Linked DNA regions of Homo sapiens: region 2 is linked to region 1. A link is a loop called in an ENCODE intact Hi-C map of the cell type or tissue named here. Cell type or tissue: PC-9. All regions are shown on one strand. Links, peaks and the distances in the headings refer to the core of each region. The heading gives the core; the rest is flanking DNA.

The links. Peaks named below come from ENCODE experiments on the same cell type or tissue, not always from the same donor. Only the 100,000 strongest peaks of a DNase experiment are listed, where the experiment ranks them.
Region 2: it touches region 1 in a loop (7-fold over the local background); 3 of 110 quality-filtered maps call a loop at or near these places.

Annotation. Positions count from the first base shown.
Region 1 is chr6:53,949,255-53,965,204 of GRCh38, reverse strand. The region is part of intron 1 of LOC101927189 (a long non-coding RNA gene); the gene reads right to left. Among named protein-coding and RNA genes, the nearest start is that of MLIP-IT1, 42 kb to the left of the region's middle. RefSeq lists an enhancer at 2,847-3,347. In PC-9, for the core only: a CTCF peak has its summit at 8,909 (motif pointing right); a DNase peak (open chromatin) is centred at 8,944.
Region 2 is chr6:53,650,351-53,666,300 of GRCh38, reverse strand. It overlaps KLHL31 (kelch like family member 31), which reads left to right and starts at 545. Exons shown (of 3, transcript NM_001003760.5): 1 at 545-700; 2 at 10,996-12,200; 3 at 13,971-15,950. The coding sequence starts at 11,029. The coding sequence ends at 14,703. RefSeq lists enhancers at 14,195-14,414, 14,445-14,504 and a silencer at 14,876-15,170. In PC-9, for the core only: no CTCF peak of the experiment used is centred there; a DNase peak (open chromatin) is centred at 7,110; H3K27ac peaks cover 1,127 bases.

The DNA.
Region 1 (15,950 bases), core at 4,889-12,888:
GGTTCCAGAGGACACAACCAAACCATATCACTAGTAGTTTCTAAGTATGTGGTTCCAGAGAAAACAACAGTAATATTAGTTAAATTGTATTTTTGTTTGTTTTTGAGAAGGAGTCTGGCTCTGTCACCCACGCTGGAGTGCAGTGGTGCAATCTCGGCTCATTGCAACCTCTGCCTCCCCAGTTCAAGTGATTCTCCTGCCTCAGCCTCCTGAGTAGCTGGGATTACAGGCGTGTGCCACCATGCCTGGCTAATTTTTGCATTTTTAGTAGAGGTGGGGTTTCACCATGTTGGTCAGGCTGATCTCAAAGTCCTGACCTCGTGATCCGCCCTCCTTAGCCTCCCAATGTGCTGGGATTATAGGTGTGAGCCATCGCACCTGGCCAAATTGTGTGTTTAAATTCTGAGTTTAAACACACAATTAATACTTAATACCCATAAGTACCCTAATGCTTATGGATAGTAAGTATATGTGCATGTATGTGTGCATACACACACACACCATAGCACACATGTGTGCATACATGCACACATACTTAATACCCATATACATACACCAGTGAGGCCACTTGCCATCTACATGGATGCTTCTCAGTGACAAGATGGCCACATATTTCTGAGTGAATTGCTTTACCTTTAAGGATGGCTACATTTGTTCTGTCACTTGTGGGATCCAAGTAACCTTAAGTTTCTCCAGAGATGTCGCTAGACCCTAATGGAATGTTGGTAGAAATAGAAACCAGAGAAACTGTCCTTCTCTTGTTGGTCACAGACAAAGTATTTTCTTCAGATGTAGCTTCTTGGATTTCCCATGAAAAACTTTCCAGAGATTTGTTTGGTCTCTGGTGTTGATTCCAGCTGCCAGGTACTGGCTCCTGCTTTGGATTTTAAAAGGAAAGGTAAGTGACATACCACTTCTGAACCTATGCAGAGTGATGACATTCATTGAACCATATTTGCCGACCATATTGGTAAACACTATTCTAAGGCATAGAGAGTATCTTTAATCTGATATTTTCACTCTCTGCCATATTTCATTCCTCCCCTTCAAGCATTCTGAAGTTGCCAGCACTCTGCCCCTCATGAAGGGTCCTTCTTTCCACAGCTTCATCCTGTCTGGAAGAGAGATGCTTAGGTGCAGCTATTTTTTTTTTTTGATACATTCAAGTTTAAAGTTTGTACTGAGTACTTTAAAAATTTAGAATACAGGGTCCCAAAAAGAAGAGTACTGCTTAGAATTAGATTTAATTATTCCATTAAACTATTTAAAGAGGTAATTATTTGGGGGAATTTTGCTGCCTTTATCTGTAGAATTTTTAAACCTAGAGTTACCAAAATGGCATGCAATCTATTACAATAATCAATAAACAGTTTTAAAAGCTAGGTAATGCTGAGAATAATGAATAATGATAACAATAAACTTCTTTGGGATACATAGAAAACCACTATAAAGAAAGCACCTTTCTTTCCAAAAGGGCTTGCTTCATCTTAAAAGTGAGGTCCTGTAAAAAACAATACTACACCAACTGACTACATGCAATCTAAGAAGAAGATAAATGTCTAAGTCCTCTAAGATAAACTTCAGTATTAGATCAGGTGTTGGAAAGTTCAAACCACACTTAAAATATAAATTTAAAATATTTCAGAAGCACAACAGTGAGTACAGTGTGCATGAATAGTGTTTGATCAGGGGATTATTTTTAATTCCTCTGCATACAACTAGCCAATATTTTCACCATTACTTCACTAACATTCATGAGTCTCATTACATGAATTAGAGTAGTTAAATTATATTCTTCCCCCTCTCCACTCCCTTGCTGATACTGAGCCTATTTACAGGTCCATCTGCAGGAAAGCAGATCTTGATGATACCATGGCAACATGCTGTCAAACCCAAAGGAGACCAGTCCTGAGAGAATGGAGAGAATCAATGCAACCCACCACTAACTAGAGGAAAAATACTCAAAATGCTAGCTAGGCAATACTACCATCTCCACACCATACTTTTTTGGAACATACATTTCTTTCATTATTATTTAATTGTATAGCTGCAAAGAGAAAGGTCTAGAACTATTTTTTTAAACCTAGTGTGTTCTATGTTAAAGGAAATATTCTCTCCTGTTCTCACGTGGGTGCTCTCTCTCCTCAGCTACTTCCTCTTGACTGACTCTTTCATTTTTCATTAGCTGATCTGAGTTTGTCCAAAAAAAGCATCATGAAAATTTTTCTTTCCCTGTAATGAGTTCCAGCAGGAACCTTGCAAGTTAGCTCTAAGGAGATTTCAGAAGCCTCTTAGGCATGTCCTGAGAGGACAGACACGACCAGGTGATTGGCCTCCTCACTAATATCATCCTACATGGAGTGCTACTGACACCAGATCCAGCTGAGGGTGAGGCTGAGCAGAGTTTAGAACACTTACGGAGAAGTGCCTATTAAAATAGAAGTGCAGATGTTCAGTGCCCTTACTCAGAGAAGGGGAAAAAAAGAAAAGAATTCATTGATTTTAAAAAAGTTCATCTTGTCATTTTTTCTTCAATGCCATTAAATCATTGGATCATATTTATAAAATACCTGAAACTATATTGTGCCTCAGAGGCACTGAAAACATCTCTCTGGACCTTAGAAGAGTGAATGGCATTTCTTCACTCAACATGGACTCCTTGAACACTAACTGCGTGCAGATCCCCACCAGGTATTGGTGACCCAGCAGTGGCAAGGAAGCCAGGAAATTTGTATGGGCCAGTATCTTCCAACAATCCCACATCGGGGCACTCTTATCAGTAGATACTCTTCTTTTTATGTGGAACATGTAAGTTGGGGCTCAAATAGTAAAAGTTCAGGCTGAGTCCCACCTACAGATTTATTAAAGTAATACAAATTAAGCCTGGGCTTCAGCAACAACACCGGAGATCTGTGACAACACAACAAGCACAATCCCAAATAAACAGAGCCAAGGTCATAATTACTGCAACAGATTGTGGATGGCACTCAAAGCACTGAGTCGTTCACGCTTGAGAATTCCACAGCCAAGCCCTACAGTGGCGCCTGCTCTGCTCATCCACATTCCTTTCAGCATCAGATTAAATTCCAATCTCTAAGACATTCCTCCAGCCCAGTGGTTTTTCAGCTGAAGACCATAGACGCCTATGAAGATATTTTTGAGAAAACATAACTTTTAAAAAATTTTAAGGTTGTGCTTTCATCTCAAAGATTGCCATGCTGAAATTGCTTAAATTTGCTTAAATTCCAAAGAATCTGCATAACAATCTCCTCGCAAAATGTCCCAGGCTGTCCCCCCTTTGCTCTTATGTTTATGATCACGTTGAAGCCCAGGGAAGGCAAACACCACCATAAATGGAGGTTTTCCTTCCAGTTAAATGAGGGGAAAAAATGATAAGAAAATTGAGCAACAAGTTCTTTTAAGCCTCATCAAAAGAACCCACAGCATTTGGCCTACAATGTATAAATGTATTCCTCTAATCACATCTTTTTCATGCCAATTTATTTTGTTTTATTTTACAGAATAAAAATGTGTTTTGTAGTGCACTGCTAAATTGGCTCATTCAAATAACAGATGTGTGATTAAAACATTCATTGTGAAAAAGAGAAAATAATGACAGGAGTCATAGTAATGACTCAGATGATGGGCCATCATTTTCTAAATCAAAAGATTCAGGTTGATACACAAATATATTTCAACCCAGTTAAACGAGCTACCTGCAAATAAGTGTTAACTGAGTCACACTATCTGTCACTTTAATGCAATTCACTAGCTTTTAGAAAGGCAGCTTAACATAATTATTAAGTGCACACTTTCTGAAGCCAGATTTCCTGGGTTCAAAGCAAAGCTCTAATACTTAACAGTTGTGTGGACTGTATGCCTCAGTTTCTCAACTGTAAATCAGATGACCTGCCTCTGTGATAATTAAATTAGCAAAATGTAAAGCACTTAGACTATACTGTGAACACAGGAAAAACTTTACAAATGTGACTATTATCCATTTCACACAGTATTGTCTGTCTTATTTGTACATTCGGTTTAGTTTTATAGTCATATAACACTTGTGAGTATATAACTCATACAAGGAGTATATAATGAGTTTTTTATGTTTGTATATATTAATTATATTTAAATCAAAATACTGTGTAGTCAACATAGGTGAATAAGAATTGTTTGTCTTGCTCTGTTGCCCAGGCTGGAGTGCAGTGGCGTGATCTCGGCTCACTGCAAGCTCCACCTCCTGGTTCACGCCATTCCCCTGCCTCAGCCTCCTGAGTAGCTGGGACTGCAGGCGCCAGCCACCACGCCCAGCTAATTTTTTGTATTTTTTATTAGAGACGGGGTTTCACCGTGTTAGCCAGGATGGTCTCGATCTCCTGATCTCGTGATCCGCCCACCTCTGCCTCCCAAAATGCTGGGATTACAGGCTTGAGCCACCGCGCCCGGCCAAGAATTGTTTTAAATAATTGCATACTCTAGTCAAGTTTAAAAAAATCTTTTCCTAGCTATTGCTTAGCCCAGAAGCCTCACATGTTGCATAATGAGGATAGTATATTCTAGTTTCTGGGGGAAGTGTGATTTTCCTATCAAAGGCAACCTTGATAGATGATAACCAGGGATTCCTCATGCAGCTGCATTCCCGCGGATACCTCCCAAATTAAACCAATTATGGGCAACCTATCATCCTACTGTGGTTTTGAAATATGAGTCACTGAAGGGATCCACATAAGCTTCTAACAGAAAAGTTTTTAGTGAAAATGGAAACTCCATCCCAGCCATCTGGGAGGAAAGCAGCTATGACCAACACCCTGAATTGATGTCTTGGTCATTTGAAAAAACAGGTCAACTGATCCCTGCGTCTTTTGGTTCCATCTTCGACTGGCCTAGCTTAGTTTCAACTAGAAGCCTGGAACTATGTAGGAATGTGACTCCTCTGCTGGATTAAGAGGTGGGAGGCAGTTCCAAGGAAAGGAGAGGGATGAGGAGAAGGCAGACCCCTTACACTGGACCCCATATATCCCAAAATCACATTTAGTAAGCAATATTAATCAATATTGTAACAACATGCTGATAAAATAGAAATACTAAAAATTAATAAGAAAAGTAAAATGCCCAAAGTAAATGTTTTTAAGAATATGGCTAACAGCTTGACGCAGCAGCAAAACCAGATATAAGGCAGAGAAAGAAATTAGAGAGGACCTTCTCTCTCTGAAGCAAATCTGTCTCTGAAGCAAATCTTCTCTCTCTAAAGCAAATCTTCTTATCCTGGAAAGTAACCAGACAGTTGAGGTTTTGCAAAAGGAATTTTAGTAAGTGACTAAGGTAAACATGACAAGGCAATAAAAGTACCAGTTACTAAAAGAATTGAACACACACAAGGTAGCCAGTATTTTAAGCAAAGATGGGTTTTAATGAGAATATAATGCCGAATTTATCTAGATAGTGATAAAAGAGAGTTTAGCTTGCCATGAAATTAGGTGGATATTACCTGCAGGCATGGACAAGCTTCAGTCCCTTATAAAGCTACTTTTTCCGGCCGGGTGCAGTGGCTCACACCTGTAATCCTAGCACTTTGGGAGGCCGAGGTGGGCGGATCATGAGGTCAGGAGATCGAGACCATCCTGGCTAACACGGTGAAACCCCGTCCCTACTTAAAATATGAAAAAAATTAGCTGGGTGTGGTGGCCGGCACCTGTAGTCCCAGCTACTCGGGAGGCTGAGGCAGGAGAATGGCATGAACTTGGCAGGTGGAGCTTGCAGTGAGCCAAAATTGTGCCGCTGCACTCCAGCCTGGGCGACAGAGCAAGACGCCATCTCAAAAATAAATAAATAAATAAATAAATAAATAAATAAATAAATATTTTTTTTTAAAAAAAGCTACTTTTTCCGTAATTAACAAATGCAAGAGCCTACCAGTGCTAGACTGCCCAAGTTGCATAGTAAGTCCATGCTTAGAGAACCAGCAAAGCAAGAACACATATAGAAAATATTTAGAAATGTTATCACGTTTCTAAAATGGGAAAAGTCTAAACTTGGATAGACTTTTTCATGCATATTTTTTCAGGTTTGTATTATTTTATTTTGAATCATATGTGGCAGATGGGGATGGGGAGCACCATATACTTTTAGATGATAATTTAGATGTTAGTTTTCTGTTTCATGAGCAGCTGTGTGTACAGAGTACTATATTAAGTATATTTGCTGACAAAAGTGAGAAGTCACTTGAAAGGAACCTGCAATGAGGTAGGGATCGACCCCAGGCTACTTTTTTCCCCTTCTCGTCTATATTTAATTGTGAAAATGTTCAAACATATTAAAATGTTGAAAGACGTATACAATAGACACCATATACTCATGCTACAGACCAAATGTGCCCTCCGAAATTCCTATGTTGAAATCTGAGTCACTAACGTGATGGTATTAGGAGGTAGGATTTTGGGTTGCTGATTAGGTCATGAAAGTGGGGCCTTCATGAATGGAACCATTGCCTTTAAAAAATAGGCCTCAGAGAGCTCTCTTGTTTTTTAGTCTGATCTTGATCTCATGCCTTGATCTTGGACTTCCCACCCTACAGAACTATGAGCATCTAGCCCCAAGAGTTGTTCACCAGGAGCGAGCATTGAAGCCCCAAGAGTTGTTAGAGAGAGAGGTGACCTGTATAAAGCATCAGGGACTGTCCCTCTGTTTCCATTGAGATTCCCATTAGCTATCTACATTCATTCAGAAAACTTCTCAAGGTGCTTGGAGAGGCTGTTTCCTGGTCACCTTCTCACAGTATTAATGCCTTTTCAAATGAATCAACAGAACTCCATTTCCCACCTTCCCAGCTTTACTCCTTTCCCGTTTCTTATGAGGTACCTTAAACCAGGGTAATACATCCAGAGTGTTTGCAAAATAGTGAGCTTCCTGGAGTTACTTCCAAAAAAAAATGTAATGCCTAGGAAAAAAATGTTTAGAAAGCCCAACAGAACAAGCACTTTGGGAGGCCAAGGCGGGAGGATCATGAGGTCAGGAGATCAAGACCATCCTGGCAAACATGGTGAAACTCTGTCTCTACTAAAATACAAAAAATTAACCAGGCATGGTGGTGCGTGACTGTAGTCCCAGCTACTCAGGAGGCTGAGGCAGGGGAATTGCTTGAACCTGGGAGGCAGAGATTGCAGTGAGCTGAGATCGTGCCACCGCACTCCAGCCTGGTGACAGGGCGAGACTTCATCAAAAAAAAAAAAAGCCCAACAGAACATTTGTGGAGGTAGATTAAGAAGAATGAAGAATTACCATAGGGCAGCCTGTGTTTGGTTTAAGTACTTGGTCAGCAGAGTCAGCTGCCTAGATCTCAGTCCCAACTTGACCACTTACTAGTTCTATGATCCTGGGCAAGTTACTTAATCTCTCTGTGCCTCAGTTTCCTAATTGTAAAATGGGTTTCTTTTCAAGTACAGTGTACACTCACTCCCGGCAATATGACTGCTAGACATGAAGTGAAACCTTACCTTACAGAGCTTACAGAAAAACCTGGAGAAAATTAATTGGCCAAGCACCAGAGCCTGGAGAATGTCTGGGCCCAAGTCAAGAAGGACACATAGGAGACTGGGTAAGAGAACCATGACTTTCAACGCTGAGATTCTCAAGGCTGACATCTACAGTGAGTAAAATAGAGCCTCTCTAACCTCCATCCCTCATAGAGAAAGCAAGTAGTAATATTCACTTGGTTATTTTTGCCTTGTCTCTGGTAAACTGGCAGGAGTGGGGCTATCTTTTCTGCAAAATTAGTAACTACAATATCATAACAAACTGGGTTTGGGTCTGGAATTCACACTACTTTCATGGTTACTGCAAACCCCCAATATGAAAATTTAGCTTAAAGAGATCCCTGACCCAAGTACTTCAAATTCAGAACCTCAAATATCTCTCACAGATAAAGGTTTAAAGAAAAAAAAATTCAGACCTTACAATTAAAAACCAGAAAACACAAAGGAAACAAGTCACTTGAGTGAGAATCAGCAAAGTGATATATCCCAAGAGTAGACTCACAAACACTTCAAATGCTGGAATTATCATAGAAAATCAAAAAAGTGAGAGTTAGATCTGAAGAATTTATCTAGAAGTCATCAGAGAGAAATGAAGTGATGGAAAGATATGAGGAAAAAGTGAGAAGGCACAATAGGCAATTCAGAAGGAGGTAATTGAGAGAATGAGGAGGGCAACAATCAAAAGACAGCACCTGACAACTTCCTAATACTGATGCAAGAGTCCAGTCCTCCCATCAGGAAGCCAAGCAGGCTGAATACAGAGAAATGACACTTAGATATGTTATCATGAAACTGTAAGACACTAGAAGAGGAAAAAGACACCAAAAGCTGTTGGAGAGAAAAGATAAATTATCTACAAAGAATTTACAGTTTGATTAATAGCTAAATTCTCACAGAATAATGAAGCCAGATGCCTGTGATATAATATCTTCAAAGAGCTGAAAGAAAATAATGTCAATCCAGAAATCTAAATCCAGTGTTCAGAGCTGGTGCACAGTAGAACAGCTACAACAGACATTAAAATGTTGAGATCTCTGTCCTTACTGGCTGGTAAAGAGCTGCCAAACTGAGCCCGCCCTCTGACCAGGCACCCACCACATGGCTGCCACCACTGCCCCCTCCCTGGGCTATCCCCTATCTAGCAACTAAATGTCAGTGAGCCGTACAATGGGGAGCCTACAGAACCATTACACTCTCACTAGCCCTCCTTTCTTGGTTCTCACTTGTCCCTCTCGGTCCTTATTTCCTCCTGACTCGAGCAAGCCTACTCAAAGATGGAGAAGATGGCAGCCTTTGGACGGTGCAGGCAAGTGCCCAGAGCCTATGTGGTTCCCCAGGCTGCAGCTGCCCACCGCTAACAAGCTCTCCTTCAGAGCTGCTCTTCTGTAGCCACTGGGGGGAGCTGCAGCCCCTGTGGATTTTGCCTCCAGGAAAGTTGGAAAGGGACAGGAGGACAGCAAGGTAATAGGGACTTCCCAGCTGTCACACAGCCTGGGCTCTGCTGGTACAGCAGGCATTCCCATGGTGAGAATCTTTAATGATGGTAGATCCAGCCTATAAATTAAATCAGTAGTTACAGTCTTCCCACAGAGAACACAGAACCCAGAGGGCTTACAAGTGAGCTCTCCTGAGTATTCAAGGAACACATAATTCCAAGCTTATACTAGTTCTTTCAAAGAAAGAACAACAGGAGACACTCCCCAACTCATTTAATGAGGTTTGTGTAAACATGCTGTCAAATCAGACATGGACATTATACAAAAGTTAAATTCCAGGCCATTTAAGAACGTAGATGCAAAAGCTCTAAATAAACCAAATCAATAAATGTATAAAAGTGATAATGCACATAATCAGGTAGAATTTATTCAAGGTGCAAAATTGGTTCAACATTAGAAAAACCTAAGAATGTAACTCACCACAATAACAGATTCAGAGAAACCGTATGATCATCTTAATAGATTCAGAATAAGCTCTAATAAAACTCAATAACACTTTATGATGTTTTTAAAAAATCTCTTAGCAAACTAGGAATAAAAAGGAATTTGCTTGATCTGATAAAGCATACCAATTTTAAAAAACATGCAAATATTTTGCTTAGTGCAAAACATTAAATGGATTCCCTTTAAAATCAGAAACCAAAGCCTAATTGCTATTTTATATTTATTGTATTGGAGATACTTGCCAGTGCAAGACAAGGAAAAGAAATATAAGGTGTAAGGATCAAAAAGAATGAAATCTCTCATCATTTGCTAATAATATGATTATCTACATGGAAATTTGAAAGAATTTATATATAAAAAGCTAAAAATTAACGAGTTTAGCAAGTCTGCAGGGTGTAGGATCAATGCACAAAAACTTATTTTATAAAGCCATCCACAAATAAAAAGCAATTTAAAAGAAGATACAACTGGGGACTCTGCTTCTAATAAAAGCAAATCAGATGAATTTAATTTGCACTCGCCATCCTCTTAAAAAAACTAGAAAATCTGTACCAAATATATAATGTCTTGTAGCTCAGAGGGCAATAACATAGTAAAGGGTTCTCTGCAAAAATATTTTTAAGATGTGGCAAACCACAGTGGTCACCAGGAATAGGGATTCAGAAAGGCAAAACATAAAAGGATGGGGAAAATCTTAGTGTGCTCTATTAATATCACACAAAGTAGACATTAAAGTAAAAAAAAGACTTTAAGAGGCAATGAGGGTCATTTCATAATGATAAACACGTATTTAATGAGAAAGAGTAAAGTTTAAATAATAATATGGACTCACACTGCTGCCTGATTCCATTTCTATAAAGTGCTAAATCATATTATTTAGAAATTCTTACAGAAGTGACAAAATTGTGGAAGGACAAGAGGGAGAAAAGGAAGTGAGGCAGTTTTCTAAGGTCCGAATAATGATTGTGTTTCAGGTAGAGGAAGTGGGTTGTGAACAGGCAGAGGCACTCAGCAAGCTTCAGGCAATGTTCTGTTTCTTAACCTGAGCAGTGATTATATGCGTGTTTATAATAATTCATTAAGCCATGCAATTTTTATGTATGTCTTTTATAAGAACAAGGTTTAGAAATTGACACTTGTAACAGCTACAAAAATAAAGCTTTTGCAGAAAATTATAACTCTATGGAAAGGTATTAAAAAGACCTAAGTGGAAAAACATGGATAGAAAGATTCAATTCTGTGAAGATATCAATTCCATCCAAATTATCATATAGATTTAATGTAATATACATTGAAACCCAAACATGTATAAATTACAAAATCAACCTGACAAGTTGATTTTGTAATATATATGAAAGAGAGAAGAATGCTTAAGTCAAGGTTCAAACAGAGAAGCAGAGGAAGAAATATATATATATATATATGAATATATATGTGTGTGTGTATGTATACACACATACATACAGAGAGAAATACAGAAACAGAGAGGCAGACAGGGACAAAGAGAAACAGCGAGAGACACAGAAATTTATTGCAAGGAATTGGCATACATGATTGCAGGGGCTGGTTAAACAAGTCCCAAATGCATGCAGAAAGTCGTCATGAGCACAATGAGACTTCACAGGAACAAGCCACAGCTCTCATCCACAGGTGGAATTTCTTCTCTCTCCTGGGGAAACCTCAGTCCTGCATTTAAGGCCTTCTAACAATTCAATCAGGCCTACCCAGATAATCCAGAATAATCTTCCTTACTTGAAGTCAACTGACTTAAGAGCTGTAATTCCATAGGCCGAATTCTTTCACAGCAGTACCTGGATTATGTTTGTATAACTGGCCTGTAGCCTGACCAGGTTGACAGATCAAAAGCGCCATCACAAACAGACAAGGCCTATCTACCAAAATAGGTAGACTTGACTCCCCAGGTATCCAGGCTTATAACACTATATTAATTAGGACCATAGAATCCTGGGTGGACTCCAACTAAAGAGATACAGAGATGTACTCTTCTGGCATGCCATGCTTCCTGTCCCGAATCCTGGTGCCAGGACAGCCTCTTCAGATATGAAATGCTTACCTGATCAAGCATTTTGGGTATTATACACACAAACATGCACACACAGACATTCCACATGGATTAAGAAATTAAAATGTTAAATGTAATTTTTTAAATATTTAGTAGAGCATCTAGGAGAATGGATTTATGACTTCAGAGAAGGGAAGGATTTCTTAATGCAAACCATAAAGGAAAGCATTGGTATATTTGACTACATTAAATTTTTAACAACTTCTGTATATCCTACTCATCAAAGACGTCACCAAGTTAAAAGACAGGCCACAAACCAGGAGACAACATTTGCAATACACTTGACAAAGTACTTCAAATAAGAAATGCCTATTACATAATGAGAACAATAAACTCCATAAAAGCAGGCAAGACAGGAATAGGAATTTCACAAAAGAGGAGAAGAGTACCTATAATTCCTAAAAAGAGACTCAACCTTATGAAGTCAGGAATTGGATTAGTCAGGAAATGCAAATTAAATATCAGGTATAATTTCATATATTTATTGTGAGAGATCAGACATCATTTCACAAATATATTGTGAAATATGCATATATGCATGACCACCAGATTGAAAAAAAGATAAAAGATAGTACTGACAGTAAGAAAGGATATGTAGCGATAGGAATTCTTAAACACTGCTGAAGTGATTATTAATAGGAAAATACATTGAAAAATATTTTGGTGTCCCTTAGTAAATTGGGCATGCATTTATTCTTCCACTCAGTATTCCTATTTCAAGGATTGTAACCAAAGAGAAACTCTTGCAGAAGCACTTCAGAAGCCGTGTTTAAGAATGATCATGGCCGGGCGCGGTGGCTCACGCCTGTAATCCCAGCAGTCTGGGAGACCGACGTGGGCGGATCACCTGAGGTCGGGAGTTTGAGGTCAGCCTGGCTAACATGGTGAAACCCCGTCTCTACTAAATATACAAAATTAGCTGGGCATGGTGGCACATGCCTGTATTCCCAGCTACTCGGTAGGCTGAGGCAGAAGAATCGCTTGAACCCAGGAGGCGGAAGTTGAGGTGAGCCGGGATCACACACCACTGCACTCCAGCCTGGGCAACGGAGTGAGACTCCATCTCAAAAAAAAAAAAAAAAAGAATAATGATCATAGGCTGTCTGTGGTGGTTCACAACTGTAATCCCAGCACTTTGAGAGGCTGAGGTGGGAGGATTGCTTGAAGCCAGGAGTTTGAAACTAGCTTGAGCAACAAAGTGAGACTCCCATCTCTACAAAAAAATAAAAAATAAGAAAAAGAATAATCATAGAAGCAGCATTCATAATAGAAAAAATATCTTGATGTCAATCATGAGTAGAACTAATATATTAGTTTTGATACATTCATGCTACAGAACATTATACAGTGGTGAACAAAAGGCCAACTACCAATATTAACATGATGAATCTCAAAAATATATGTGTAAGCACAAGATACAAAAGAGCACAGACTATACATTATATAAACATCAAAAACAGGCAGAACTAATGTGTCAATTAGTGGAATATGTATGTGAGTTAAAACTAAAAAGAGAAGCAAGAGACGGATAAAAATTCTGGAGACTTGCCCTGTCTGGAGTGTGGGCAGAGAAGGGTACATGATCAGTTAAGGCAGACAGAGGAATTCGGAAACATTGACAATGTTCTGTTTCTTGAGATGGATGGGATGTATGTGGGTGCTTATTAGATTTCTATTATTATTCTTTTAAATAAAAATTAGCTATGTGTGCATTACATTTTTTAATAACTTTTAAGTTCAGGACTACATGTGCAGGATTGTTATATAGGTAAACTTGTGTCATGGGGGTTTGTTGTACAGATTATTTCATCACCGAGGTATTAAGCCTAGTACCCATTAGTTGTTTTTCCTGATCCTCTTCTTCCTCAAACCCTCCACCCTCCAATAGGTCCCAATGTCTGTTGTTGCCCTCTATGTGTCCATCTGTTCTCATCATTTATCTCCCCCTTATAAGTGAGAATATGTGATATTTGGATTTCTGTTCTTATATTAGTTTGCTAAGGATAATGGCCTCCAGTTCCAGCCATGTCCCTGCAAAGGACATAATCTCGTTCTTTTTTATGGCTGCATAGTATTCCATGGTGTGTATGTACCACATTCTCTTTATCCAGTCTACCATTGAAGGGCATTTAGGTTGATTCTATGTCTTTGCTATCGTGAATAGTGTTGCAAGAACACACGCATGCACTTGTCTTTATGATTAAACAATGTGTATTCCTTTGCTTATATATCCAGTATTGGGATGGCTGGGTGGAGTGGTAGTTCTGTTTATAAGTCTTTGAGGAATTACCACACCACTTCCCATGATGGTTGAACTAATTTACACTCCCACCAACAATGTATAGTGTCTCCTTTTCTTTGCAACCTCACCAGCATCTATTTTTTTTCACTTTTTAATAATAGCCTTTCTGACTGGTGTGAGATGGTATCTCATTGTGGTTTTGATTTGCATTTTTCTAATGATCAGTCATGTTGAGCTTTTTTTCATATGCTTGTTGGCTGCATGTGTGTCTACTTTGGCAAACTGTCTGTTCATGTCCTTTGCCCAGTTTTAATGAGGTTATTTGTTTTTTTCTTGCAAATTTGTTCAAGTTCCTTATAGATGCTGGATATTAGGCCTTTGTCAGATGCATATTTGCAAAAATTTTCTCCCATTCTGTAGGTTGTCTATTCACTCTATTGATAGTTTCTTTTGCTGTGTAGAAGCTTTTTTGTTTAATTAGATCCTATTTGTTAATTTTTGCCTTTGTTTCAGTTGCTTTTGGCATCTTCGTTATGAAATTTTTGCCTGCTCCTATGTCCAGAATGGTATCGCCTGGGTTGTCGTCCAGGGTTTTTATAGTTTTGGGTTTTACATTTAAATCTTTAATCCATCTTGAGTTGATTTTCGCATATGGTGTAAGGAAGGGGGTCCAGTTTTAATCTTCTTCATATGGCTAGCCAGTTATCCCAGCACCTCTTATTGAATAGAGAGTCCTTTGTCCATTGCTCGTTTTTTTCAGGTTTGTCAAAGATCAGATAGTTTTATGTGTGAGGCATTATTTTTTGGGTTTTCTATTCTGTTCCACTGATTTATGTGTCTGTTTTTGTACCAGCATCACGCTGTTTTGGTTACTGTAGCTCCGTAGTATAGTTTGAAGTTGCGTAGCATGATGCCTCCAGCTTTGTTCTTTTTGTTTAGGATTGCCTTGGCTATTTGGGCTCTCTTTTGATTTCATATAAATTTTAAAATTATTTTTTATAATTCTGCGAAGAATGTCATTTGTAGTTTTATACGGATATAGCTTTGAATACTTTGAATCCATAAATTGCTTTTGGCAATATGGCCATTTTAATGATATTGATTCTTTTCATCCATAAGCATGGAATGTTTTTCCATTTCTTTGTGTCATCTCTGATTTCTTTCAGCAGTGTTTTATGGTTCTTATACAGATCTGTCATCTCCCTATTAGCTGTTTTCCTAGGTATTTTATTCTTTTTGTGGTAATTGTAAATGGAATTGCATTCCTGATTTGGCTCTTGACTTGATGGTTGTTGGTGTATAGGAATGCTAATTTTTGTACCTGATTTGGTATCTTGAGATTTTGCTGAAGTTGTTGGTCAGATCAAGGAGCTTTGGTGCACAGACTATGGGGTTTTCTAGGTGTAGAATCATATTGTCTGCAAACAGAGATAGTTTGACTTCTTTTTTTTCTATTTGGATGTGTTTTCTTTCTTTCTCTTGTCTGATTGCTCAGGCTAAGATTTCCAGTACTATGTTGAATATGAGTGGTGAGAGAGGGAATCTCTGTCTATTTCTGATTTTCTGTCTAGCTTTTTCCCATTCAGTGTGATTTTGGCTGTGGGTTTTTCCATAGGTGGCTCCTATTATTTTGAAGTATGTTCCTTCAATGCCTAGTTTGTTCAGAGTTTTTAACATGAAGGCGTGCTGAATTTTATCAAAAGCCTTTACTGTATCTATTAACATGTGGTTTTTGTCCTTAGTTCTGTCCATGTGATGAATCACATTTATTGATTTACGTGTGTTGAACCAACCTTGCATCCCAGGGATAAAACCTACTTGATGGTGGTGGATAAGCTTTTTGATGTGCTGCTGGATTCATTTGCTAGTATTTTGTTGAGGATTTTTGCATCAATGTTCATCATGGATATTGGCCAAAGTTTCCTTTTTTTGTTGTGTCTCTGCCAGGTTTTGGTATCAGAATGATGCTGGCCTCATAGAATGAGTTAGGGAGGAGTCTCTTCTCCTCAATTTTTTGTAATAGTTTCAATAGGAATAGTACCAGCTCTTATTTGTACATCTGGTAAGATTTGGCTGTGAATCCATCTGGTCCTGAGCTTTTATTTGGTTGGTAGGCTATTTATTAGTGATTCAATTTCAGAGCTCGTTATTGG
Region 2 (15,950 bases), core at 2,988-10,987, 300 kb after region 1:
CTCTTATAAAGAATAGGCTATTTATAACCACTATCTTCTCAAAAGACCGTAGGTGACCAGGCTAATTACCTTTCCAAAAACTAATTTTTAATCCACAGCCTTCCCTTCTCCTTACTCTACTAGAATCCCTGCTTCCAACAATTAAACATCCATCGAATTAATTTTCTTTCCTCTCACACAGGTTGATTGAGCTCTTGACTTTCTTTCTTTCTTTCTTTCTTTCTCTTTCTTTCTTTCCTTCCTTCCTTCCTTCCTTCCTTCCTTCCTTCCTTCCTTCCTTCTTTCTTTCTTTCTTTCTTTCTTTCTTTCTTTCTTTCTTTCCTTCTTTCTTTCTTTTCTTTTCTTTTCTTTTCTTTTTCATTTTGAGCAGCTGGTCAGTTCAAGAAACCCAACCCCTCTCCACCAACCGGAGCCCCGCCCCCTGCCCCCGGCTGGCTGGAGAGTTGAAGGCCAAAGACGGAGAGGAGGGCGCTCGCTGCTCTGCTCCCGGGCCAAAGCGCAGGCTCGGCCTGCCTTATCCAGTGGGACGGCAAAGGGTCACTCTAAAAATTGCTGCAGCCGGGTCTTGTCAGGTGGCTGCTGGTGGCTCCCCACCGGATTTTCCTTCTCCCTCTCTCTATCTCCACAGATCCCTTCCCAAGAGGAGTCTCCTGCTAAAACTTCATCATCTCAAGTTGACCTGCCACTTCACCCAAGGAGGGTAAGGAGCTGGGACCAGAGTCGCCAATTCCTGCCTTCTAGATCCTGGGGTGTGTGTGGATGTGTGGGTGGGAGAGGGTGGGCTGAGTGTTTGTGGTTGTAGAGCTATTTTACTGAAGGGAGTCTACAGCTGGGTCAGGTGGTTCATGTCCCTAATCTGAAGTTGGGAGACAGAAAACATTTTTTTGAAATCTGAGAAATGTAACGTGTTAGGAGAACTTCACGGTAACAAAATGCATGACAATGATGCCCTACAAATGTAAAACCACCTGTAATTTCTAACAAAAATTCTAAATCTCTAAAGCTTAAGATATATTTTTCTTTCACTACTTTATAGAGAAGGAGAAGGAGAGAAAATTCTTAGGCTTTGTTCACAAAGTTTAGAATTCTACCTTTATTTTTATCAAGAATCATTTTAACATTTGTTACTGATCAGTTTGGATGAAATGTTACCAGTTTTAACTAAATCTGTAGCACAAAACTCAGACAACTCTGAATTCCCAGAAATATAACCTATTGATGAAATGGAAATATCCTTCCTAAAAAAAAAAAAAAATTTGTTATTTGGCTAAAAAATAGGTTTTTGTCTTAAATGTGCACATATCATTATGCTGACATATATTTTATATTAAAAATCATGTTGGAAGTGTAATGGTGAAGTGGAAACCACCCCCCTACACCCCACCCCGAGGTTGGACTTAAAATGGCAAGCCACAGAAGCCAGGAGGGTTTCTATTCCTGGAGGTAGGGCTGATGAGCCCCGACAGATGCAGCGATAGGAATGTGGCCAGGACAGGGAGCAGGCGCAGCTGATTCGCCCCTTTGGCAAAAAGACATTCTGGGATCCCAGTTCATACTGGCATGAGAGTGACAGTGACACTTTAGCACACATGGCTTTCCAGTTTACCCTGTTGTGGACTCCCAGGAAGCATGGGTGCAGGGCAGTGGGAAGGAAAATGTTCTCAAATATGAAGTAACAACTCTTTTCTATAACCAGTTCTGGGGGTCTTCATCTGGGATCAGCTGGGGCCAGGAAGAATTTAAGTGCAATACTTTCACATGGACTTGCCCACTTACAGACAAGGGTCCAATTATGTACCATTGCTTGGCAGCATTATTCTCAGTCCAGTCATTTTGGATCTATTTCGGGTTATGGATCTCATGAAAACGCTGAGCCCAGTGTGTGGAAAGTACACATAAACATATGCACACAGTATGTTTCAGACTATTCCGCAGGACTCATGGACTCACCTGATACCCAGCCCTGATCAGGAATGCCAGATACAAGTCAGGTCATCCAGCTACATTTGAATTTCAGGTAAGCTACAAATCAACTTTTAGCATAAGTATGTCCTCAACACTGCCTGGGACATACTTATACTAAAGTATGATTCATAGTTTATCTGAAATGCAAATGCAACTTGACATCTTGTATTTTTATTTGCTAAATCTAGCTGTTCAGACCCAGACATATAGATCCCATGTAAAGAAACCTTGTCTCAGTTCGTTCATCCCTATCTGATAATGAGTAGATTCTAAAGATATGGAAGGCCATATTACAGGGAGATTTAATGTAGGAACAGATTTTGACAATTCTGACAGCAAAAGTCAGCTGTGTATTCATAACTGTCTGCAAAATTATAGAAGCAAAAGTAATGCATCTCCTTGTTTGACAGTTGATTATACTGAAATCCTGATAGGTTGGACGTTCTGCTATAGGTCTATCAAGTGGTTAGAGCAGAATGAACACCGAAACCCAATTTTCAGTTCTATGATAATCAAAAAGGCATCAGTCTTAAAACTCAATTTCTAACCTCCTCTCCCTCCAACACACAAAATACTAGGAAAGAAAAAGAGCCAGTTTACTAAAGTTTTCAACAAAACCCAAACAAAAACTTTGTACTGTGTCCTTGTGTCCTATATACAGCCTTAGAGAATAGAATTGTAGTTAACTTAGTGCATAGAGTCTGTATACTTTATAGATAAAAGTTAGGCACAGCCTCTAGCTAAGTTGAACCATATGAGATTGAAAGTATTTGCTTTTAAACAAAAAATGATAATTTCATATTCAATCTAATACTTCTAAAGGAAGTGCTTGATTATCTGATAAACAGATTCATGCAAGCCCTCCTTGTCCCTATTTATTTGGCTTACCTAACCTATTGGATTTTCACATTCTTACTACCCTTAATAGGATAAAGAAATCCACAGGATCGATGTGTCCCCAAACAAATTTATTTTACATTCAAAAAGGTAACTCTTTTATTCTAGTATTTGGAACCAGAACGAACCATTTCATGTTCTCCATATCAAAATTTTAAATTTATAAACACCAGCTATACCTTGCACTGTCTCTATCTTCCCATGTTAGAAAAAGCTAACTTTTAACCTACTACAGTTTTTACCCTACCCTGGATTTAAAGAAGACAATATAGGGGCCCAGGGTTTCCATGGGTTTGAATTTTGCCCCAGCACACACTGCACACTTACTTATGTGATATTGGACAAGTTTTTTTTACTCTTTCTGATTCTTAATTTCTTCATTTGTAAAATGAACATAATATAACCTACCTTTTAGGATATCTGTAATATTTAAATTTAAAAACTAAAATGATGTAAAGTGCTTAACCCAGGGCCCAGCACATAGTACACCCTCGATCAATAAATGCTAGCTATATAGCTGTTTTTTAGGTGAAAATGGAGCTATCCATTCACATTAAATACATAAAACAGTTTCCTGCTTGGTGATGTATATTTAAGAATTAATATACTTAAATTTGGCAAATACAAAAGATGAGGAAAAATGTAATGATTTACGTAATTCTGCCCAGCTGCTTATCAGGTGTTGAATACATGGCACTAGAAATGGCCCAAGAGCCAGGATCTGCAGTAGGCATGGGGAGGGGAGTGTGCAATTGCATCTCTGTTACCCTTCTGCCCAGTTTCTAATGGGCAGCTCTTCCAGGGTAGTCAAGAGGTTGCTCTACGTGATAGCAGATACAGCAGAGGGAGAGGAGGCTGTGGAGTCCATAGCCAGGGAAGGTGAATGCTCTGGGCTTCCTCCACAGAAAGAAAGGATAGCTCCAGTAGCATAGGGACCCTTCTACAACCCTCTGCATCCTGTGCAAAGTCTTTTCTTTGACCCAAAAAGGGAAGGGACTGGCAGTGCTTCCAAATAGCTGTTCATCCCATTACACAACCTCAGCTGCTCTGGCTAAACCTGCTCCTCCTTCCAGAATTCCTACTGGCAGGAACAGTGTGAAAAGTGCAAGCCACCAACAGTCCTGGCGGAAGCTTGTAAAGTTCTTCCTTCCTTTGATCCCAAAAGGTAACATATTAGAGCCCCCCTTAGGCAGCCAGGGAGAACCAAGCCTGCTGTCATTTAGGAAAAATGGAGAAATGGCCTTCACACTCTCCTAGCCACTGGCAGCTTAACAAAGATGCATGCCTGGCCATGCAGACCATAACCTGAGTCAAAGCCCTCCCTAGGGTATACTAATCATATCCTGGCTGATGGCCCTGGCTACTGAGCTTGGACCCTGGCTACCAAGCTTGGGGATGCCCTGAGCAGCTGACAATAAGACCTTCACTCCGTTAAAAAGAAAAAAGAGAGAGAGAGCTTTAAAAAAAAAGAGAGAGTAAGTAAAACCCTCATCCAACTTTGCAAAGTTAAAATATCAATTGAATCAAAAAGAATGGAATGTTTTCAAAATGTATTGCTCAGCATGTAGGTTATACTCTATATATGAACACACACATGTAACTCATTTTCGTAACACCTCTTCCTCACAGCCACATTTTGACTGTCACTGTGACTATCATTGATGATGACCTAGAAGTGCACAGTGAACATTTGTATCATCGTAGAATAAAACAGTGAGAGTTCCTGTATGAATTGCTCTGACTACATGTTAATATGTGACCTGGTTACTGGATAATATGGTTTTAAAAATACTCAGATTTTCCAGCCATCTTCTATTAGCCCATACCATCAGCCTTGAAGCCCAGCACTATGACCAAATTAGTAAATTGAAGTGAATTAAATTGTTCCACTTTCCTTTCCTGTACATATATATTACTTTGCTGGCCTTTTATGACTTCTTTCCTTAAAGATTGCCCTTGCTCTTAACTTAAACATGATTGTGGAAAACTCATGGTTGGTCAAGTGGCATGCTGTGTGTCTGGGTGGGTGTGTGTTTGTTTGCACCCAGTGTGATGTACCTTGTGTCTGTACCCAGAAAGGCTCCAATGTGAGAGGCCGGGAGAGTTTGTTGAAGCCTTTCCTGTATGCCCCATGACAACATAGCCTCTGGGTTCTGATCCCCCATAAAGAGGGAGCTAGTCTTTTCTGTAACAGGGCCTGGAGCATAAGATGTGGCTTATTGATTCTTACTAGACTACGGTTCTCCTTAAGTTGAGAAAAGCAGTGGCTTTCGGTGATGCAGGAGCAGTGCCACAGGCAGAGCATTTATTAGGACATAGGAACAAATGAACAACTCTGCAGCCCTGAAGTCAACATCAGAGCTTTGTTCAGCTTCAAAGCAATGATCCTGATCCCCAGGTTCCTCTGAAGGATCTGCAGCAGTGTCCTTATTGGAGGAACATGGCACAGACTGAGAACACTTGGGTGGGTAGATGGACAGCCTTACCTATGAGTTGCAGACCCGGCAATGAGATATCATGGTAGCTCTAAAGAAAGACTGAATTTATGAGTTTACATAGGAAAATTCGGCCACAAGAAAGTTGTTTGCAGGCTTTGATTTCAACGGTTTCTTTTCTTTTCTTGAGACAGAGTCTCGCTTTGTTGCCCAGGCTGGAGGGCAGTGGTGCAATATCAGCTCACTGCAACCTCTGTTGTCTCCCGGGTTCAAGTGATTCTCCTGCCTCAGCCTCCTGAGTAGCTGGGATTACAGGTGCATGCCACCACATCCAGCTAATTTTTGTATTTTTGGTAGAGACAGGGTTTCGCCATGTTGGCCAGGCTGGTCTTGAACTCCTGGCCTCAAGTGATCCACCCGCCTCGGCCTCCCAAAGTGCTGGGATTACAGGAGTGAGCCATGGCACCCAGCCTGACTTCAAGTTTCTTAAATGGTCTCCTGCCTGTTCCTCTCCTTCTCCTCATTTTGGAGAGAGCTAAATAAGCCAGTTACCTCTAAAGAGTGATTTCACAGGCTTTAAAAGCCTTCTTTTCATTAAAAAAATATATAAATACATAAGTGTTTGCACATGTGTATCTATCTATAAGTTTTCAGTAATGTTATAGATTACCTGAACAACATTATCAATTGCCCTGATTTAATTGATATTTATAGAACATTACACCCAACAACTGCAGAATACAAATTCTTCTGAAATGCACATGGTATATTCAGCAAGTCAGTATATATATACATATATATAAATATATGTATTCTACAAAGGCTACTCTGATAGAAATTTGTATGTGAATTATAGAAGGACACTTATTTACAAAACAGAAACCATGCATATCCGGGAAAAAGAGTAGATCTGCCCATTAACTGGTTAGCTCGGATTCATTTGTCAGACTAGCTAATGTATCACCCAGAGGGGTCTTACAGAAATAGGACAAGCGCAAGAGACTATAAAGAAAAAGAAGGGCATGGAAGTTCCCATGGGTGGAACAGGCCAGGGCTGAGTCAACAGTGGGAACACCAGGAGCAGCATGAAGGTCAGGCAATGGAGGAAAGAGAAGCCATCAATAGGAAGTAAGAGAAAGAAAATGGAGAGAGAGAGCTTTTACTGATTTCACTATTTCATCTAGCCTCAAGTTGCACTCTCTCTTCCTGGAGATTTCTTAGTCCTTCTAGACTGCATATGAATTTATCAGGTTCAAGCCTTCCTGGCATCCAACCTCCTGTATGTATTGACCGAATATTACCTGCCCAACTGTCTCCCTCATGACCTCAGCCATCTCTGAATGCATGTGACAGGCTGAGTCACACCTCCTTGCTTCAACTTGAAACATTTCCTCTACTTCTAATAACCTTCTCCCTCCTATACATGCTGCTATTTAAGACCCTTCAGTTACCAAGACCCAACAAGATTCATGTTATCTGCAAAACCTCCCATTCTAACACCACCCCACCACAATAGTCCTTTTTATTTGAATCCTTAAATCCAGACACACAATCTGTTCCATGTACTCTTGTTTTGCTCACCTAACCTATAACCAAATGCCCCAAGTTTTCTGAACTTTCGGGGTTAGCCCTACCTATCAAAATAAAAATAATCTGTTTCTCAGGCTGTGTATTTGTATGTATTTCTTTTCTCTCCCTGGTGTTTTTTAAAAATCTCATAGAAATATTTACACATTCCAGAAATCTTCCCTTTGTTGCTGTTTGCCACTTCTTTTCTGAGTCACTATGTGACTGTCCCATATTGCCTCCTGCACCTCATGACTGTTTGTCCATGATGTGGTGGCTTTCTCTGATTCACTTCATTCTAAAGCTTAAACAGGCTCCTTTCTCTATTCCCAAAGACAACTAACAAAGGCTATTGCTTGTCATGAAAATGGTTCAAATTTTTTTGAATATTCACTTTTTGTCAGGTGCTCTGCAAAATGCTGTTACAGGCTCCTCATTAGACTTCACTGACAAACCTAGAGGCAGGCACTATTATTATCTTCTCTTAAGAAATAAGTTGATGGAGACTGTAAGAGGCTAGGTAATCTACCAAAAGTCACACGGTAGATAAGTAGTAAAATTGGTATTTATGTTATATTTTCATTGTCATCCTATTTGAAATATTATAAAAATTTCTCCTGTGATTTCTTTTTTGACTCATGGATAATTGAAAAGGAAACTGTTTAATTTTCAAGTATTGAAAATTAAATGGCTTTCCTAGATAGCTTATTGTTATTAATTTCTAATTTAATTCTATTCGGATCACAAAGTATGCTGAAATACTAAGATCCCTCTCTAAATATTATATGTATATCAAACAAATTGAAATAGTCAAATAGCTACTGCCCTGAACTTCTCTGAGTCCCTCCCACCCTTCCACCCTCTCCTCGGTCTATTATCTAGTAACTGAAGAATTACACAGTGTACCTTAGGGGGACTGCTGGGACCCAGGTCCAGCACTGTGGCCTGAATCCATTCTGGTTAGTAGATATCCTGTTTTATCAGAAATTAATATTTTAAATATCACCCTTACATGCTACTTATGAAACAACATCTTAATGATGGATAACAGAGTATTTAGAATTTCAGTCTGAGGCACTCAGATTACTCCCCAGGCTCAGGATTTCCTCTAAAACAATAAGCATTTGCAAGCCCTGTATCTACATGAATAAAAAAAAATGGCCACAGGAGTTCTTCCAGGAACACAGACAGGACTTTCCCCCCAAAATTTTCTCTGCTGTGCTAACCTAGCTCCTTATTGATATTTTGCATTTGCCATGTCTTGTGTCTCTAATATAAATTACATCTTGTACTGCTCCATCATTCCCAGCACTGGGCTGCCCACACCAAGATGGATATCTGATAACTGCTTGCTGACAAATATTCAAAAGTTTCTCCCAGAAAATCCAACAAAGAGACACTCAACACATAAGCTAATGCATTTGAGCATTAAAATGATAGAGGGTTCATAATCTATTTTCACAAGGTAAGGATGCATTTTGCATTGTTTGCAAAAAAAGAATGAGAAGAAGGATGTATGTGCTACAGCCTTGTAAAAAATATAAATGTGAATATGATAATTGGAGCTTAAAGAGGAAAACAAAAGCACTGGAAAAGAATTAGACCATCTCTATTTTCTGCCTACCTGCTACTCTTCTTCTGCATGGATAGGAACAGGAGCAAATACAATAGAAGGGCTACAAAATTACTTTAACACATACACCACCCATCAAATTGAAAACCCTTCAAGGAGAGCCAAAGCTGAGTTTTACCCCTCAGGATGAAATTACAATGGGATTTAAAACACACACACACACACACACACACACACACACACACACACACACAAAACAAAAACAAAAAATTGTAAACCACCTAAATACATAAATGCTTATCAACAGGATAATAGTTGAACAATGTATGATATACCCTTACTATGCATTACTATGCACCGATTATAAGGAATGAGGTGGATTTATACATGTACTGCTATAGAAAGGTGTACATGAATTACTACTAGTGAAAAGAGAAAATTGTTGAATAATTAGCATAAACCTGTTTGATATAAGTTTTCTATAGTGTTATGTTGGAGCTGGCTTGCACTGGCTCACAAGAGCTGATTGATGAATTTTCAGAAATTTGGTAAACTAATTGTTAAGCAGTTGATAGCTTGAAATCAGTCATGATGAGAGTATTTGCACCAAAGAAATCATCAGATTAGGCTGGGCAAGGTGGCTCATGCCTGTAATCCTAGCACTTTGGGAGGCCAAGACAGGTGGATTGCTTGAGCCCAGGAGTTTGAGACCAGCCTGGGCAACATGGTGAAACCCATTCTTTTCAAAAAATACAAAAAAGGTAGACAGGCATAGATAGTGTCATGCACCTGTAGCCCCAGCTATTCAGGAGGCTGAGGTGGGAGGACTGCTTGAGTCCTGGAAGTCAAGGCTGCAGTGAACCAAAATCACACCACTACACTCTAGCCTGGGTGATAGAATGAGACCCGATCTCAAAAAAAAAAAAAAAAAAAGTTAAAAATACTTGTTTTCCCAGTCTGTTGCTTGCCTTTTAAGGAGTCAGTTTTGTTTCATGGCTTTTATTTTTCTATATTCTGATATTTCAGTCTTTTCTTTTATAGCTTCTGGATTTTGTGTCAGCTGAGAAGGGCCTTCCCTAACCTAAGTTATAAAAACAAAAACAAAAACAAGATCCCTAGCTTGTTCTGGTCTTATATAAGTTTGTGTATGTGTGTATGTTACTTAGATATTTAATTCATCTGGAAGTTATTTTAGTGAATATATAGAGTAGCAAATCAGTTGACCTAATGCTGCCATTACAAGTTCTTTCTCATTGATTTTTAAGTGCCACATTTATCTTAATATATATACTTACACACACATACACTATATAAATATATAAATATGCACACACATATATACTGTATATATCTACACACACATACACACATATACATATATGGGTTTCTACCCTTTATTTTGTTCTTCTGAATTTATAGGTTTCTACCTCTTATCTTATTCCACTGAATTTCTTTTTATTCCTGATCCAAAATTTTTAGTTCCTCTAATTTTTTGCATCTGGTAAGAATTCCTTTATTTTTAAACAAAATTCCTAGATGTTCTTTTATACTCACTCCCTCAGTTAAACTCTGAAATCATTTTATTAAGTTCCAAAAAGAAAAAATATCTTATAGAGGTAGCAACTAAAATTTCACTGAAATGACATCCATCTCTTCATACAGGAATGTAGAGTCCCTGTCTGTTAAATCCTCTGGCAAAATCCTATAGTACTTATATGTGTCTCACTAAATTAGAGTCAAGTATATATATCTCTTAAAATATAACAGGTTTCATTGCTACTGCAAATAAAATAATCTTTCCATAATATTTTCTACATTTCACATGTATTCCTGAATTTTAGTATTTTACTGAGGAAAATCTTCAGAGTGTTTATAATTCACTTTTTCATGACAGTAAACTAAGCCCTTTAAATGATATTTAACTACTATTCTACTATATAGCTCAATCAGAAAATGTTGGTTGGGTATAGTGGCTCACATCTGTAATCCCAACACTTTGGGAGGCTGAGGTGGGCAGATCACTTGAGGCCAGGAGTTCGAGACCAGTCTGGCCAACATGGTAAAAACCCATCTCTACCAAAAATACAAAAATTACCTGGGCATGGTGGTGCACACCTGTAGTCCCAGCTACTTGGGAGGCTGAGGCAGAAGAATAGCTTGAACCCGGGAGGCAGAGGTTGCAGTGAGCTGAGATCATGCCACTGCACTCCAGCCTGAGCGACAGATAGAGGCTCTGTCTCAAAAAAAAAAAAAAAGAAAAAAAGAAAAAAGAAAGAAAGAAAATGTGGTCACTTTTTCTATATAATTACTTGGCAATACAGTTATGGAGAGATTTCATTTGATAACATAAATCTTCCTAGAATTGTCTTCAATGCTTCATGCTGAAGTAAACTGTCTGTAAAATGTACATCTAGTTTAATATGTCTTTAAATCTATTTTAAAAATTAATCTATTTTATGCCATGAAAACTATTATCTTTTGAAAAAGTTTCTCAATGTAGTATTTCAAAGTCTAAAGCACAATTAAAACAAAACCATGTTTTTTTTTTTCTCTTTTTAGCAAGCTCTTGCCTGTAACAGTGTATTTGCCAACATGGCACCCAAAAAGAAGATTGTCAAAAAGAACAAAGGAGATATCAATGAGATGACTATAATCGTAGAAGATAGCCCCCTAAACAAACTGAATGCTTTGAATGGGCTCCTAGAGGGAGGCAATGGCCTTAGCTGCATTTCTTCTGAACTAACAGATGCTTCTTATGGCCCCAACCTCTTGGAAGGTTTAAGTAAAATGCGGCAGGAGAACTTCCTATGTGACTTAGTCATTGGTACCAAAACCAAATCCTTTGATGTTCATAAGTCAGTCATGGCTTCATGCAGTGAGTATTTTTACAACATCCTAAAAAAAGACCCGTCAATTCAGAGGGTGGATCTCAATGATATCTCACCACTAGGCCTGGCCACTGTCATTGCATATGCCTACACTGGAAAGCTCACTCTCTCCTTGTATACAATAGGAAGCATTATTTCTGCTGCTGTTTATCTTCAGATCCATACTCTTGTAAAGATGTGCAGTGATTTTCTGATACGGGAGATGAGTGTTGAGAATTGCATGTATGTTGTTAATATTGCTGAAACATACTCCCTAAAAAATGCAAAAGCAGCAGCCCAGAAATTTATTCGGGATAACTTCCTTGAATTTGCAGAATCGGATCAGTTTATGAAACTTACATTTGAACAAATTAATGAACTTCTTATAGATGATGACTTACAGTTGCCTTCTGAGATAGTAGCATTCCAGATTGCAATGAAATGGTTAGAATTTGACCAAAAGAGAGTAAAATACGCTGCAGATCTTTTGAGCAATATTCGCTTTGGTACCATCTCTGCACAAGACCTGGTCAATTATGTTCAATCCGTACCAAGAATGATGCAAGATGCTGATTGTCACAGACTTCTCGTAGATGCTATGAACTACCACTTGCTTCCATATCATCAAAACACATTGCAATCTAGGCGAACAAGAATCCGAGGTGGCTGCCGAGTCCTCGTCACTGTTGGGGGACGCCCAGGCCTTACTGAGAAGTCCCTTAGCAGAGACATCTTGTATAGAGACCCTGAAAATGGATGGAGCAAGCTTACGGAAATGCCAGCCAAAAGTTTTAATCAGTGTGTGGCTGTGATGGATGGATTTCTTTATGTAGCCGGTGGTGAAGACCAGAATGATGCAAGAAATCAAGCCAAGCATGCAGTCAGCAATTTCTGCAGGTACTTGATCTTTTATTAGGAACTGAAATGGCTCAATATTATAGGGAAATAGCCCTAACATAGAAGTAAATTAATCTTGCTTATTAACTTAGTCCATTGGCTTAGTAAATCAAAAATAATAATAATGCCACCTTACGTATGTTCAGCACTTTATATTATATAAAGTACATTCATTTATATTTTGCACTATAGATTTCTGAAACAAGCCTGTGAGGTGGGCGGGGAAGATATAATTATTCTGATTTTACATATGAGAAACCTGATACCTAGAGAAGTTATAACACCAGTAAGCGGCAATTCACATTTACTCACTTCTAGTTGGGTACTCTTCACAATACACTGACTTTTGATAGAAATTAGATACAAATTCAGTTTTTAACACTAAGTAGTAAGAAAGAATAGAATAATACAAAATGTATTTTAAGTGACTGCTACTGACAACTGTCAAATTCATAATTGGCAAATAGAATGAGATCATTAAAAATGTGGCAGCTAATTAATTTGAAATACTTATTTGAAAACCGAATAACAGAAAATGTGTCAGTATTTTTGATACATACAGAAAAGAGTAAAAGAGTAAAACACATCCTTCAGAAAAATGGAATTCAAATGCCATATTATTTTATATATTTATGATTAAAAATTAAACTTCCATTCATATGAAATGTTCAGAAAATCATGCTTATATCATGGTAGTAGTACAAAGTCAAACATAACTAATGAGCAAGATCTGAAAATTTGTGTAGTATTTCATGAAAAATATACTTTATTATTCCATTATGTGTGTATGCATTTTAAAGAACACAATTAACTGATTTTTAGTGTTTAATTTGTAACTATAGTTGAGTTTAATTTGGGAGTTAAATGGGACAAAGATGAACATCAGACTGAAGGAGTGAGTTCTGTATTTACAATACTTCTGAACTATGTCAACAGGAAAGCATCAGTTCACTATGCTTATTTTCCTCCTGCTGTAAAGACACCTTTTAGTACTCGAGTCGCTTTGTGAGGTATTGATTGCAGTGCTTATACATGGATAGTTCCGAGCACTGAAAAAAATATATATTTATCCCTAAACTAAAAAGTCTTCTCTACTGACAAGTGCTGGAAAATAGAAGAGTATCCAAAGTTAAGCCTTTGTTGATGCTTTTAGACAGTTCTATTGGTCTCAGTCTAACAGACAAGAGAAGACTTTGCTGAGTGGCTTGGCTTTACTGTCGCAATGGCCAAGAGAGGTGTAGGATTAAGGGGTTTGTGAGAAATGGAGAAATCCAGTCAGTCAATTCGTATCTTAAACTGTGACAGGGAGCTAGGAATGGTTGGCATCTGAGGATATGCAGAATTGACTTTAATATGGCGATGCCCTTCTCTGATCGCCACTCCTCTGATCGTCACAAATGCCCAGCCTCCCCCATGTGCACATCTCGTAAATCCCACTGGATGATAGATATTTGAATATGGAGGAAAGGGGGACTGAAAGCTCAGTCTCTGTGGGCTCTTCTCCAAGTGGCCCCATAAAGGGAGTGCTTATAAACGGAGGAGAGGCTTATAAACGGGGGCGAGGGGTGGTCAATGCCTGCTTTGTCTTTTCCAAGTGTCACACATTTTTACTGGCTGAGAGAGAAACTCCAGCCTCCAGGTGAGGTGCTGGGCCAGGTCCCTCGCCTCCTTGCAGGGGTAGTGTCAGGCTTCCCACTCATGATTTGCAAAGTAACATGGGGTCCCCAGCTGCCGCCGACAAAGCTGTTACACCTTCTCTATCATTTCCAGATACGATCCCCGCTTCAACACCTGGATACACCTGGCCAGCATGAACCAGAAGCGCACGCACTTCAGCCTGAGCGTGTTCAACGGGCTCGTGTACGCCGCGGGCGGCCGCAACGCAGAAGGAAGCCTGGCCTCGCTGGAGTGCTACGTGCCCTCCACCAATCAGTGGCAGCCGAAGACGCCCCTGGAGGTGGCGCGCTGCTGCCACGCTAGCGCGGTCGCCGACGGCCGCGTGCTGGTGACCGGAGGCTACATAGCCAACGCCTACTCGCGCTCTGTGTGCGCCTACGACCCGGCCAGCGACTCGTGGCAGGAGCTGCCGAACCTCAGCACACCCCGGGGCTGGCACTGCGCGGTCACGCTGAGCGACAGAGTGTACGTGATGGGCGGCAGCCAGCTGGGGCCGCGCGGGGAGCGCGTGGACGTGCTCACCGTGGAGTGCTACAGCCCCGCGACCGGCCAGTGGAGCTACGCGGCGCCGCTGCAGGTGGGAGTGAGCACTGCGGGCGTCTCGGCGCTGCATGGCCGCGCCTACCTGGTGGGGGGCTGGAACGAGGGCGAGAAGAAGTACAAGAAGTGCATCCAGTGCTTCAGCCCCGAGCTCAACGAGTGGACGGAGGACGACGAGCTACCCGAGGCCACTGTCGGCGTGTCCTGCTGCACCCTCTCGATGCCCAACAACGTGACTCGGGAATCCCGGGCCAGTTCGGTATCTTCTGTGCCAGTCAGTATCTGAGCCCAGGTAGATGCAGGGACGCAGGAAGAACACGTTATTTATTCGTAGAGCCACGTGGTTAACCTCTGAGTTCGCGAAAAGGAAAATATTTAACATTTACTACACTGATTGTATTGTAAAATATGTCGAGGCACATGTCCTGATGGCTTTAAATTCCTGGTATGGCATAATCTACCTCTTTTTTTTTTTTTTTTTTTTAGCAAAATACAGGGCAATGGCCAACAAAAGAAACAATTTATTTCAGCGGCCACTGGGTGGCAGACGGAATTCGTTATAGGCACTCTCCCAAGGCGGCATGTTTCCTAAATGTATAGCGGTTACACCCACATTTGAGATTTTTTCCTCTACACGTTAGTACACTTGAGGTTTATGTAAGTGATTTCATGTTCAAAAGTTTATTTTCCTCTCTCTCTTTTTTCTTTAGGAAGTTGAAGATATTCATATAGATTTTATTTATTTAAAAATGGAAATTGTCGATCTCCATAAAGACTTAAGATTTAATTCTGTATTTCAACGCAATTTTCCCCCCATATGTGATTGAGTAAAGGATTTTGAAAGATATCCCATGACAACGTAATAAAGCTTAAAACAAGATCTGACCGAAAAGGAATAGGGATTCCACCCAGGGACCCTAAATTTGATAACCTTTGTGTTAGCGGACATTCCTCTTCCTCCATGCCTCAGGCCCCAGTTTATTTTCTACCATAAAATCATGCTCTCAATGAAGTAATTGATATGAATCATTTAATTTATAGCATAAATTTAAGTCATTTGGTTGTTTCAACTAGAAGGATTTGCATTTTATCCCTTGTCCTCTATTAAAGAAGAATTTCACATACCCTGGGAGCCTTACCCTCACCCTAAAAACTACACCAACCTGGTTAAAGGCAACCTTGGCCCTAATGTACACCCCGCGAAGATCACCAAATAAAACTATGTCCCTAAGGACCATTAGCCTTAAGCTTAGAGAGCTTGAAGTTTACACAACCAATAACAATAATTTTATTTGCCCCAATCTTTTATATGATAAGAATGATAGAAACATTTGGAATTTGTAGATTTGGTAGTAACTGGATGAATGGGTTCTCCTGTTGATAAATGCCATTGTTTCCCATTTAATATGGATCCTCCTGATTTCTTAAGTAAAAATCAAGCACTCATCTCACGTATATAAAAATATATACTCATTCTGTCCTATTTTTATTAATCTCATCTGCTCCAAATGAGCTTTGGATTTATAATCAAAG